Regions from separate parts of the Homo sapiens genome. Here region 2 is linked to region 1. A link is an interaction called in ENCODE POLR2A ChIA-PET data of the cell type or tissue named here. Cell type or tissue: PC-9. All regions are shown on one strand. Links, peaks and the distances in the headings refer to the core of each region. The heading gives the core; the rest is flanking DNA. Region 1 overlaps SH3RF2 (SH3 domain containing ring finger 2). Region 2 has its middle 15 kb from the start of GRXCR2.

Region 1 (7,134 bases), core at 1,117-6,116:
ACCTCCTAAGGGAGCAAGTGCAGAAGCAAAGGCATTTGAAGAATGTGCTCCACCACTACCGTCACCACCAGAACTGCTAACACCACCACCACTACCACCACCACCACCACCCACTTGCCCACTCGTAGTACTTGCTCTGCTCCCCATAGATCAGGCTCCAGGGTGCCATTCACACGGCAATCATCAGTGACGGCCCAGAGCCAGAGGAGAGGCAATGGGCTAGATGTGATATCTCCTCTTAAACTGAACACTGACTCAAGAGTTGAGTGTCACAGGAAGAGCAAGTGTCTGCTGGGCCCATCACCCCAGAGGTGATTGCTCCTTTATCCTTTATGCCTTTCCAGGAGATACAGAGTCTGCATAAATTATCTTTAATCCTAATGATTTGGCATCATGGAAAGTCATATGGCTTATTTGGTAAAAGGACCTTGAGGGTAAATAGGGCCTTGTAGAGCTGGGCTGGCAGCGTGCAATACCCTGATCCTAGTTTGAGCTCCATGAGGGAAGTACTTTGTTCTATTTGCTGTTGCAGTCACAGTACCAGGCCCACAAGTAGATAATAGAGCTACAAGAAGAACCAAGGTATGAACCTTGCCTTTAAGGTCTACTGGAGTGAGACAGACATGTAAACAGTCAATTTAAATGCAGTGTAATGAAGCCTACGACTGGGGAAAGAAAGGGAAAGACACCTGACCCGTGCTTGGGACTCAGGAAAGGCATTCTAGAGTAAATGACACCTCAACTGGGACTTTAAATGATTAAGAATTAGCCAGTTGAAAAAATAAAAGTGGTTTCAGAGCAGAGGAACAGCATGTGCAAAGGCTCTAAGGTAAGACAGAACTCAGAAATCAGAGGCAGAAAGGGAAACAATGAATCTGAAGAAGTTGGCAATGACCCTTAAGCCAAATTAAGGGATCTGGACTTTATCTTGGGGACAGTAGGGAGACTGCTAAAGAGTTCTGTATGGGAAAATGATATGATCATTTCAGAACTGGGCATTTTCAACGGTATCTTCCACACCACCCAAGAAAAACAGTGGGTCAGAAACCAATTGAACTTCTCTCAAAATTAAGTCTTTTGAGGCTCTTTCACTCTTTCAAGTTCTGAGTCATTTATGCAGTGGATATTGAAATGTCCCAAAACAGGTTTATCCTTTTAAGAAGGATGAGAAGTCATTGAATTCTCTGTTGGCCCATATAGGAAGAAAGAGATAGTGCTTCTATTATGCCATAAAAATGACTGCAGCTTCCCTATGTCTTTCTCCAAGGATTCTTGAGCCCATTCAACCAAACTCAATTCTGTTCTTTGTGGTTTTTTTGTTTATTTTTGTTTTTGACCTTAAGACAAAATCATTTTCTCCTAAATAATTCAGTAAGCAATATATGGAAGTCGTTCTACTGCATTTTCTACTTAGACATATAATTTGATTATGGAATTAGTGAATTAGTTGAAAGGGGTGAGGAAGAATTATGAAAGTTGTGAATGAGTAAAAAGGGGTGAGGGAGAATTGGAAAAGAAGGGACATTCATTTTCTATGCTGTGTAACAAATCATCACAAATTTAGAGGCATAAAACAACACACACTTATTATCTCACAGGTTCTGTGGGTCAGGAGTCTGACACAGCCCAGCTGAATCCTCTGCCATCAAGAGGTTGGTCAGGGTAGGATTCTTATCAGGAGGCTCGACTGAGGAAGGGTTCACTTCCAGGCTTGCTCAGGTTGTAGTCAGAACATTTCCTTGTGGCTGTAAAACTGAGAACCCAGGCTTCTTGCCTGCTGTTGGCTGGAAGCTTCCTTCAGCTCCTAGAGATTGTCCTCAGCTCTTTGCCATATGACCTCCTAACACAGCCACTTCTTCAAAGCCAGCAAGGGAGAGAGTGTCGAGCAAGACGGAATCTTATATAACATGAATTAATCATAGGGTAGTGATATCTCATCACCTTTTTTATGTTCCATTGATTAGAAACAAGCCACAGATCCCACCTATATTCAAGGAGAAGGAATTTCATGGGGGTAGGAGCACCTTTGGTCATGGTAGGAATCATGGGGGCCACCTTAGAGTCTGTGTTCCAAAGATGGATAGGAAAGGAAGGAAAAGAAGAGAGCAAGAAGAAAAGAAAAATGGAGGAGAAGAATGTATCTATGTATATATAGCATTTATTAACCATATATTATGAGCAAGGTACTGTGCCAGTTATCTTCACATGCATTTTATTATGTAATCTTTCTCCAAACCCCATGTGGTAGGTGTTAACTATTGTAACGACTTACAAAAGAAAACTAGAATTCAGAGACGTGAAGCAAGTTTCCTGAGGTCGTACAGTGCAAAAAGTAAAACTAGGAGTCACACTTGTTTCTGCTACACTCTATAGCCCAAGCTTTACCTACTACCCTGTAGTTTAAGAGAGGTGGGAGAAGGAGGAGAAAAGGAAAGAGATGGAGAAATGAGAGATAACAGAGCTTCCAAACATATGCAAAGTTGTTCCTAAAAGAGATGACAATCAATAAGGAAATCTGTAGGTCTACAATATATTGAATCGGTTTTCCCAAGAACCACCCAATTAAAAAAATAGAATCTAGAACTGAAGCCTGTGGGATCACAGATGAGTCTCATGTGTCTGAACTCTTTTCTGGCCCACCTGAGTTTCAGAACCTGGAACCAAACACTACAGCCAAGCTATGTCCAGAACCTTGGAGACACCTGGCTCATCCAGGCAGTGCCCTACACGCATGTTCTGCCAAGCTTCTGTGGGAGAACATCTGGGCCCAGGCAGCCAGGCCAGGGCCTGAGTTTGTTTTTCATGGCTCGTTTGCAATGTCCTGTTCTATTTCTGGACACTCCGTCCTTCCCAACTGACACTGGAGCTCAGTTTCCCAATAGCCAGTTTAACAAAATGGCTCCAAAAGTGCCACTCAGCACTAGTCATTGGAAACCAGAATTTTCCATCATTTACTCTAAGAAGGCTGGCTGAACATGGCACATCCCTGACTCCTGTCTTAGTTGGCCAAGTCTCTCATCTTAGAGGGGCAGCTGCAGACATCACAGGAAGCCTCCTCATGCAGACACAAGGTGACTCACAGCAGTGAGAGGAAAGAAAGGTATTTGGATATCAGATCCCCCTTCCACCAAGTGAGGGAAGGCAGGTGTGCTAGTCCTAGCTCCCACCCCAGCTGTCTGCACTCTTTGACTTGATAACAGCCCCAGCTGGTTCCCTCTGTGCACTTCTGTCCATCTTTCCAGAGTGGGAGATGAGCAAGAATATCTGTGATCTTGGTGGTTCACAGTCAGCCCTGCTAGAGTCTAACCAAGCAATGAACCGTGTTGAGTTCAAACTTAACACAGGACCACTGGACCCTTGGCAGAGAGCCAAAGGAAACAGAAGATGTTGAATCATTCCCCTACTGGGGCAGTGCCTAGCTGTGGAGCTGTAGGGCTGCAGACAAATCCCTGCTCTGTGCCTCACATCCCTTATCTGTAAACTGGAGATAATTAGAGGCCCTGCCTCGTGGATTGTTGTAAGGCTTAGATGAGATAGTACATTAAGACATGGTATCAATTGACCAATAAATGTTACTTACAGTAGGCACTCAATAAGAGATCAATGGTGTTGCCTCAAATACATCATTATACAGCTTGCATAAGATAATGACAGGTCACATACACACCAGTGAAGAACCTTCTTTTGTAACGAGGTGGGTTTTTAGTAAATATTTGTGGAACATTAATCGACTTAGAATATTGAACAACTACAATAGAGAAGCCACTTCACATAATGCTACATAAAGAGGAATAATTAACAAATGCAGGATATTGCAGGGGAAAGAGGCCAGGATTCGCCCTCAGACCCCACCACTTACATATCAGCTGTGTGACCTTAGGCAGGTTAGTTCACCTCCCTGAGCTTCCAGTTCTTCACCTGTAAAATGGTTGTAATACCTGCCTCATCAGCTGGTTGTAAGGATTGAGTGAGATACTGTATCTAAATGCACTTTAGCCCAGTTCTGGACCCACAACAAACTCAATAAATGATGACTTTTATTAGCTATTTTGCAGACTAATGGAATTAAGAAGGAAAAAAAAAAAAAGGTGGGGGGCGGGTTTTGGAAACGCACTTGCCTAAAGGCTAAAACACTGACTGCTTGGAAACCACCACGTAGTTTCACTCCCTAAATTGAAAGAAAGAATGCCTCATTCAAGTGCCTGATTAGGAATTTGAATAATCTAGTTCTAACTAGAAAAGTCAAGAAAAACGGAAGGTATTAGTCATTGACTGATAGAATATCTGAGCTGGATAGAATCCTAGACCATATTGACCAGAAGTGACTTAGCCACTGTCACATAGTTAGCCCAGGCAAGACTAAAACATGATACAAAATCTTGCATGCCTAAGCCATCGATTAATAGCTGGGCTTACTAGCCAGTTATCCCCATGGTTCTCAGTTAAAGGTCATTTGACACCATATAGAGGTCACCCACTGTGTGGGCAAGTCCTGTTGTTTCGGTTAGAGCCTGTATAATAAGGCATGTTGGAAGAGGAAGTCCTTCTAAGACTTACTCATAAAGTACCCCCTTCCCAGAGTCTGGCTCATGCCCTTATTTGTCTATACACACTCTAGGCAAAGTAAGAAATTGTTGCAGTGAAATGCACTCATGTGCTCATGCCAGCTCATGACCTCAGCCAGTCCACACCTTCATCTCATTTACAGATGGGAAAACTGAGGCTTGGAGAAGGTTGCCTCGGCAGAGGCCAAGCAAGGGGAAACTGGGGCAAGAGCAATATCTTCTGATTCCTAGTCCAGGGCTCTTTTTCTTAGGCCCGACTACCTCCTGCACATGCTAAAACAAAAGACAAGACAAGGTAAGCTATTGTCGCTTATCATCTACACTTTGTTCTGACATATATGGTTACTATTTTTCCACAGACCATGAGGAAGGGAACTAACAGTCACTGAACACCAATCATATACTATTGATGCCTTGCTTACATTAATTCTCATCACATACAGTAATAAAAGCTAGTACCTATTGAGTACTTACTGTATGCCAGGCACAGTTCTAGGGGCTTTACATATATCTGTACAAGGTACCCAGCCAAGGAGATACTCTGTAGGCTGAATTCAGCCTCTGCTTACCAAGCTCTGAAATGGGACCACATTAGCCCCATGGTAAGAGTGCCTTTTCATGTAACTCCTGTGCCCAAAAAGATGCCCTTTCCAAATGTACACAAAGACAGGTATGGACATGTGGTGGGGGTCTTACAGTATCCCCATATGGCTGGTCCTATTACTATCAGCTTGCTGAGATGTCACAGCTAGTTTGTGGTAGAGGCAGGACTTGAACCCAGGATTTGGCCCTTAGCTCACATTTAGCCTTCCCAAGAAGCAGCTTGAGATAGGCTCTAATGCTACATACACATATACCTCAAGAACAGACATTCTGACTGCCTTGTTCCCTAACGTAGCTCCTGTATCTAGAACAGTTTTGGCACACACAGGCACTCAGTAAATTTTGTGGACTGATTGACCCCTGTTTCACAGATGCAGAAACTATGTGTCAAAGAAGTTAAATGACTTGCTTAAGGTCACACAGATAGAAAGTTTAGATGGGATTTGAAAGCAAATCACTGACTCTAAAACCCTTATTCTTTCCAAATTAACATCCTGTCATTCATAAGCATTTATTGAGATTCTTACACACTAATTCTGTGCTCTGGAACATAGGGCCAGAAAGATTTGTAAGATTTGGTTCCTACTCTCAAGAAACTGGGATTCCGATTATCTGCAAAAAATCATATTCCTGAAATCAGATTCCCTAAATGAAAGCAAGTCCATATGGTATAAGCCCTTGGTACATTTTAAGCCGAGGATACCTTTCCTACCTCCCAAACCTAAGATTATAAGAGTGGCCACCAGAGCCCTCACCCTGGTCTATTTCCTTCTACAACACTGGCCAGCACATTCATAGAACCTGGTTGCAGAGATAAGTCAAATCACTGCAAACTTGGGATGGCCAACGCCCCATCCTAGCTTCTCTAGATTCCTTTGCAGGGATGTCCACAGGGTGCTTTTATATATGTCTTCATGCCCTCCTGCTTCGTCTACTCTTCATGCCCCATCTAAGTGTTTTTGAAAAATGAAATACTTAAGTTAGAAAACCAGACTTAGCAAGTTGTACTTCCAAAAGCAGCAATCATTTCAGTAAATAAACATTTTCTGATTGAGAACATTAATTCAGGGTTTACCTCATTTTCCTTCCTGGTTTTGTTTTCTACAATATTTAGGAGGCAGGAGTTAGTTAGGAGGGTGGTTTTAAGGAAAAAAAAAAAAAGAAAAAAAACACCTCTAAATTCATTAGTTGAATTCCACCAGACTGTGTGAACAATCTCATAATAATCCTACATCAATACGAGAGAAGTTGTAACTAGTTCACTTAGGGTAATTATAGGGCAGGTTTCTGCCAGGTTTTAAAGATAGACTTTGAAATCTTCCTTTTTTTCATTTGCCTCCTGCTGTGTGTGGGGAGAGGCCCTGGCTCCTGGGATATCTGCCAGAGCTAAATGGGGGCCAACTGGAGAAACAGGCACCAAGATTGGGTTCCTGTTTTCCTGTGCTCATACTTCTGGGAACACAGATATCCTACCAAATGGTCACCTGTGAAAAACTCAGGGCCTAGAATCTAAATTCTGTTGGAAAAGAACTGATTAAAGTCCTGGCCCTAAGTAAGATTATGGCAAGGTTTATAGCACAAAATTTCTGATTTTGCGCTAGAACAATAGTTCCCAAAGTGTGGTCCCCAGACCAGCAGGATTACCATCACCTGGGGGAACTGGCTAGAAACACAAATTCTTGGGCCCCACCCCAGACCTACTACAGAAGAAACTCTTGGGGTAGGGCCCAGCAATTTATTGCAACAAGCCCTCCAAGTGATTCCAATGCACCCTAAAAATCTGAGAATCAGTGTCAAGGGACATGATGTTAAACAGCCTTTCCAGGAGATAAGAGTTACTTTTAAAGAGGGATTTGTTCAAACAAAGCATATCTACAAATATCCAAACAAGACCTTTGGAATTAGCTAGAACTAGGCTCTGCCACTCACCAGCCATGGGGCCTCAGATAAGTTATCTTACTGCTCT
Region 2 (7,134 bases), core at 1,107-6,106, 88 kb before region 1:
AAACCGCTCTGTGGGACATCCTACAAGACACAGGTCTCATCAAAAAGTCAATATATCAACGAAAAAATGTTGCAGATAGAAGAAGCATTCTAGATTTAAAGAGAATAAGGAAACATAACCACGTGCAGTATATCAACCTAGATTTCTTCCTGGGGAAATTTTACTCTAGGGTTGGTATTAATATCAGAAGGAACTAGAGAATTATTGTTAGTTTTCTTAGGCAAGATAATGTTATGTAATTATATGGGAGACTGTCCTTTTGTAGGACATACATGCTGAAATATTTAAGGTGAAATATCTATGTCTGTAATTTATTATTAAAAAGTTTATCCCCTCAATATATATGCCTATATAATAAGGTATGCATATATGGTACACAAAGTAAAAATGAAAAAAAAAATGTTCACAATGCTTGATGGCTGCTTATTTGACTATTCCTCCAATTTTTGTATGTTTGAAATGTTTATAATAAAAATTGAAGAGAAATTATGCTCTTTTAAAAAATTTACATTCCAAGCACTTGGGAGTTGGGAAAAAAAATATTCACAGACACCTAGGTTTGCTTTTTTGCATTTTCACTTAGACCCTAGTGTATCCTGAATCTTTTTAGGAGTAGAATTTATATCCTATCTGTCTGATGTCATTTACTGGACGTTATTTTTATGTGTATTTTGGGATTTAGGAGATTATATTAGATATGTGTCTTGATGAAAGAAATGTGCAATTATTGCAAATTGAGTATGAACATTATCCTTTAGCGATCTTTCCACATCTAACATTTCTAATCAGAGTAGGGCTTATAAATTAAACATATCTTTTTAATCTGCTCATACATTATCATGCAGCATGTGTGTGTGTCTGTGTGTGTGTGTGTGTGTGTGTGTCTGTCTGTCTGTCTGTCTGTGTGTATTTAAACTCCAGCATGGCATTTTTCTTTGAAATACTGCTACGGCAGAAGGTTATTATAGTTATTGATCATTTGTAGAGAGCTGTAAGAGTTCATAGGACTTTATTAAAATATGAAGAACAAAATCTAAGTTTATAGTCTGCCTCTATTCCACCACCACCACTTAGAAATTTCTAGGGCAACGTTTCAAGAGACTATTATATTTCACCACCACTTTTTTTTTCTCCCAAGGTTGTCTAAGCTCCCTCCAGAGTGGGCGTTTCATTGTGGTCCTGGGTGTCATGGGAGAGAGTCTGCTGGCTTGTTCCACGTTTCTCCCTCTGATGAGGAGTCCAGCCCATCTAAAGTGTAGGATCAAGGGGCTCTGCTTAGAAAGTAAGATATTTTCTCAAAGTACAACTTACAGAGCTAGTAGTTATTTTGGGGTGAAAATGCTAATAATATAAGTTTGGAAAATGCTGAGTTAAGCCACATTAAACTGGTTTCTTTACTGCAGGACTTCTTAGAATGTTTAAGATACTAATATACTTTGTCAATCTCCACTGAGGAATACACCATTTCCAAAATGCAGTGCACATAAAACTTTTCTTCTTTTTGGAATTTGATTTCATGAGGTCAGTATTCCGAGGAAAATAGTCTAGGAGATGCTGTTCTGAAAGGCTTCCCTCTTTAAAAATTCCCTCCACCTCCCATTCATACCCCTTCATAATGAAAAACAGCTACTGCTTACTGGGCATGTTCTACATAAGAAAAAGGTAGTTCACAGTCGGGAAAACTGAAAACCGAAGTGCAGAGAGGTTAAGTTATCTGCCAGGCATCCCACAGTCATGAAATGTCAGTCATCTGAGCCCAAAGTTCATGCTTCTCATCATTAATGCTTCTATCTCACATCATGAAATTGACCACTTGGAAAACAAAAGATAATTCTTTTAAAATGAGGCAGAAAATGATTTTAACTAGTCTCATCATATTCTAGAATCCATAACAGGCTTCTGAATATACGATCAGTGCAGCCTCTTGGTGGCTGGGTGTCACTTAGCTACCTATGGTGTTGGTTCTCTAAGCTCTGCCTCAAGGGATATCCCATAGTTTGCTTTGAAAGGTAGCACCTGGAATATCTGTAAATCTCCAGAATGGAGAGATAGGCCAGTTTCCTTGTACTTTGAAATGCCTTTTCCTCACTGCCTCTGAGCAGAGCTGGCAGGGGTCTTTGCATCACAGGCCAAACTCCCCACGTCAGAATGTAAAGGGAAGGTTACCAGAGGACCCAGTAGACGAGGAGTGTGGTGGAAAAACATCCACCCTGCCAGAAACCACAGGCCAAAATCTGGGACTTCATTAAAAAATAATCATCACTTGAGATTATTCTACTATTCAAAAACCCTGTCCTGGGGGCCCCTGGTTTGCCCACTAGAGAACAAGGGACAAATTTTTCTAACTCCTCCTTCATTTCTAACTTACCATGCATTCCTATCACACAGAAAAGCAAAAAGAGATCTCAGAGGCTGAAAAATGGCCCTGAGTTTTCTCTATTCCAGCACTCTCCAATAATATTATAATGTAAGCCACATACATATTTTTAGATTTTCCAGTAGTAACATTGAGAAAGCAAAAATATACAGATGAAATTAATTTTATTAATATTTACTTAATCCACTATATCCAAAATGTTATCAATGCAACATGTAATCCAGTATAAGATATTCATTAGCTATTTTAGGTTCTTTTTTTCCTACTAAACCCTTTAATTCCTATGTGTATTTTACTTAGCATCTCAGTTCGTTTACTAGACTTTCTGTTAGAAGTATTTGATCTCTATTCAGATTTCATAAAATTTATATTGACACAGTAGAATCACATACCCAAGTTGTTCCAATCATATTTAAAAGTTTTTCAATAACTGAACTGATCATCAATTTTAAAATTTATATGTAAATCAAATCAAAATTTTATTTTAATTTTTTCTTTGAGACAGGATCTCACTCTGTTGTCCAGGCTGGAGTGCAGTAGCACGATCGTAGCTCACTTGCAGCTCTGAACTCCTAGGCTCAAGCAATCCTCCTGCTTCAGCCTCTTGAGGAGATGGGACCACAGGTGTTTGCCACCAAACCTGGCTATTTTTAAAATTTTTTTATAGACATAGTGTCTCCCTGTTGTCCAGGTTTAAATTAAAATTCTAGTTATTTAGTCCCACTAGCTACATTTCAAGGCCAGTAGTCGCTTATTACTTGTCGCTACCCTATTAGACAGCTAGTCAAAGGTTCTTGATGAGGCCAGTAGTGCTCCCTAGAGGACATTATGGAACTTTGTGGAAACATTTATTTTTTAGTACTGTACTCAAAATGAATGAACACCACAGACATTTCGTGGGTGAGAGGCTAGGGATGTTAGACATTCTCCAATATGAAGAGCAATCCTACACAACAAAAATTGTCCCTCACCTCAGACTTCTGAGAAGATGAAACACCTGTTTATAATTATCTGTGCCTAGAACATAGCTGTTTCTCTATTTATTTTATTTTATTAGTGGGAGTGGGGAGCTTAGCTTTGATATACAGCACATTTGGGGGAACTGAAAATGCACATAAATTAAAGACATTTTGTACTTTGTCTTGTTCAGTTCTACCAAGAGTTGTCCACCATTTTGTAAAAGTATTTCACTGGTTGAAATATCATAACTGTTTCAGAAAGCGTTTGTAGCCATCCCAATCACAGGGATCCTAGACATACACAGAGTGCCTATTTTACAATAACTTCTAGGGAAATCACATCCAAGCATTTGTTTTTAAAATATGTAGTATTTTATATCAATTACTTTCCTTTTATTTCTCTTTATATTAGAGCAAGGGCATTATATTGGTTTTTTAAAGTTATATTTGCAGGTAATTGTTTAATTTATTAATTTTATTCCAGAATAGTGCAGAGGGTTAGGAAGTGTTACTGAAAGCATGCATTATGTCTGATGGATTAAGAGCCACTGCTCTAGTAAGCATGGCTAGTTAAAGCTGATGAAGACTCTGCCACCTGCAGGGAGGAGAGGGAACTCAGGCTGCATCACGGAATGCACTAGGAAAGGATGTGATTGTGTGGCTCCAGAGGACAGGAAAGAGCTATTTCAATTAAACAAATACATACTTTGTATCTACTAAGTCTAAAGCATGGGGTCCTGGAAGACAGGGCTACAGCAGCAACCCAAACAATGTAAGCCTTCTCCCAAGGTGCTCACGGTGGAGCGTAGAAAAATATGTGGGTCTGGGGAAGTAGGGATCGGGCCAAGTGGGCAAGAACAATCCACTGGTCAGAGACCCCCGATCCATTTCAAACCTCTCTGCTAACAACCTGTGCAGGTTACTTGATCTAGGAGAATGTAACAAGGATGCCAAGGTTTTGGCACATATGCTTAATTTTTTTCAAAATTTACACCAGCTTAGAAAATCTACATAAAAATATAAAAGTAATACACGAATACAGTGTTTTGTATAAATTCAAAAACTAGAGATGCAGGTAAAGAACAAAAAAGTCTTCATTTTTCCTAAAAAATAACTATTACTATAAATCTAGAATATGTCCTTCTCAACATTTTATGCATTTATATACATATGTATGCAAGATACAAATAATTTTAATGGGTTTTTCTTAAAAACATAAGTGAAGTTATACACTCTGTGTGTGTATAGCTTTACAACTTCATTTTTCCTTTTATTGAAAAATAGGTCTTGGCACAAAGGCATAAGAATGACACAATGGGCCGGGTGCAGTGGCTCACGCCTGTAATCCCAGCACTTTGGGAGGCCGAGGTGGGCAGGTCACTTGAGGCCAGGAGTTTGAGACCAGCCTAGCCAACATGGTGAAACCCTGTCTCTACTAAAAATATAAAAACTAGCCGGGCGTGGTGGCAGGCGCCTGTAATCCTGAGGCAGGAGAATCGCCTGAACCTGGAAGCTGGAGGCAGAGGTTGCAGTGAGCCGAGATCGCACCACTGCACTCCAGCTTGAGCTGGGTGACAGACCGAGACTCTGTCTCAAAAAAAGAAAGAAAGAAAGAAAGAAAGAAAGAAAGAAAGAAAGAAAGAAAGAAAGAAAGAAAGAAAGAAAGAAAGAATTATGCAATGGACTCTGGGGACTTGGGGGGAAGTGTTGGGGTTGGGAGGCAAGGGATAAAAGACTACAAATAGGGTACAATGTATACTGCTTGGGTGATGGGTGCACTAAAATCTCACAAATCACCACTAAAGAACTTACTCATGTAACCAAATACCACCTGTGCCCCAATAACCTATGCAAATACAGTACATAAATAAAAATAAAAATATGTCTTAGAACTCCCAGCTGTCATCTGCTGTTGCATCTCCAAGCTTTTGGGAACTTCTGGGCATGTTTTGCTCTCCACATCACTCACTTTTTGAAGGAAAGAAAGAAGAGGAAAAAATCTACCCATAGAAAAATAAATACAAAAATTAGAAGTACCGGTGTCTCCAGATGAGAAGGAACTGGCACAAGAATTCTGCCACCATGAAAAATCTGAATGTGGCAATACCACCAAAGCATTGCATTAGCTTTCTAGCAATGGTCCCTACACAAAATGGAAACTCGGAAATGACAGGTAAAGAATTCAAAGCATGGATTGCAAGAAAGCTCACTGAGATCCAAGACAAGGTTGAAAATCAACAGAAAGAAACTTCCAAAGCAGTCCAGAAAATGAAGGAAGAGATAAACATCTTAAAAAGACAGCAAAGCAGTCCAGAAAATGAAGGAAGAGATAAACATCTTAAAAAGAAAGCAATCTGAGCTTCTGGAATTAAAATACTCATGTAAGGAGTTTCAAAATACAATTGAAAGCTTTGTCAATAGACTGGACTAAGCAGAAGAAATAATTTCAGAGATTAAAGACCAGACTTTTGAACTAAACCAATCTGACAAAAATAAAGACAAAAGTTTTTGTTTTGTTTGTTTGTTTTTTAAAAAGACAGCATCTTCTTCTGTTGCCAGGCTGGAGTGCAGTGACATAACTGTGGCTCACTACAACCTCTGCCTCCCAGGTTCAAGCATTTCTCCTGCCCTCAACCTCCTGAATACCTGGGATTACAGGCATGTGCCACCATGCCTAGCTAATTTTTGTATTTTTAGTAGAGAAGGAGTTTCATCATGTTGGCCAGGCTGGTCTTGAACTTCTGACCTCAAGTAATCTGCCCACCTCAGCCTCCCAAAGTGCTGAGATTACAGGTGTGAGCCACTGCACCTGGCAGGAATTTTTTTAAATGAGCAAAGACTTCGAGAAATATGGGATTATGTGAAGTCACCAAATCTATAAATTACTGGCATTCCTGAGAGAGAAGCAGAAAAAGCAAACAACCTGGAAAGTATATTTGAAAAAATAATTCAAGAGAACTGAAGGAGAAATAAAATATTTTCCAGTCAAGCAAGCACTGAGGGAATTTGTTACCACTAGACCAGTCTTATAAGAGACCTTTAAGGGAGTTTTAAACATGGAAGCAAAAGAATGATACCTGTTACCACAAAAACACAGCTAAACACATAGCCTGCAGACCCTGTAGAGCAAAAACACCATAGAAATACAAAGCAGACAACTAACAACTTCATGATATGCTCAAAATTTCACATGTTAATATTAATTTTGAATGCAGATGGTCTAAACACCCCGTTTAAAAGTCACAGAAGGGCAAGTTGAATTAAAAAAAAAAAAAGACTCATTGACCTGCTGTCTTCAAAAGACCTGTCTCACACATAATGACACCCATAGGCTCAAAATAAAGGGCTGAGAAAAGATCTGCCACACAAATAGAAATCAAGAAAAAGCAGGAGTCACTATTCTTATATCAGATAAAAGAGACTTTAAACCAACAACAGTAAAACAGGACAATGGGTAAATGACAAAGGGTTCAATTCAACAAGAAGACTTAATTACCATAAATATATACACACCCAACATTAGAGCACCCAGATTCATAAAACAAGTACTTCCAGACCTATGAAAAGACTTAAGGGGGAGGAGCCAACATGGCCGAATAGGAACAGCTCCAGTCTACAGCTCCCAGCTTGAGCGATGCAGAAGATGGGTGATTTCTGCATTTCCAACTGAGGTACCAGGTTCAACTCACTGGGGAATGTCAGACAGTGGGTGCAGGACAGTGGGTTCAGCACACCGAGCATGAGCCAAAGCAGGGTGAGGCATCACCTCACCCAGGAAGTGCAAGGAGTCAGGGAATT

Evidence for each region. Peaks named below come from ENCODE experiments on the same cell type or tissue, not always from the same donor. Only the 100,000 strongest peaks of a DNase experiment are listed, where the experiment ranks them.
Region 2: POLR2A ChIA-PET joins it to region 1 with 7 read pairs; 1 of 35 experiments calls an interaction of 5 or more read pairs at or near these places.

What each region holds. Positions count from the first base shown.
Region 1 is chr5:145,972,370-145,979,503 of GRCh38, forward strand. All of the region lies in intron 2 of SH3RF2 (SH3 domain containing ring finger 2), which reads left to right. All of the region lies in intron 3 of LOC107986458 (a long non-coding RNA gene), which reads right to left. Among named protein-coding and RNA genes, the nearest start is that of SH3RF2, 39 kb to the left of the region's middle. RefSeq lists an enhancer at 6,977-7,134. In PC-9, for the core only: no CTCF peak of the experiment used is centred there; a DNase peak (open chromatin) is centred at 3,122; H3K27ac peaks cover 873 bases.
Region 2 is chr5:145,884,239-145,891,372 of GRCh38, forward strand. It overlaps a transcript of GRXCR2 not described here. Among named protein-coding and RNA genes, the nearest start is that of GRXCR2, 15 kb to the left of the region's middle. In PC-9, for the core only: a CTCF peak has its summit at 3,927 (motif pointing left); a DNase peak (open chromatin) is centred at 3,933.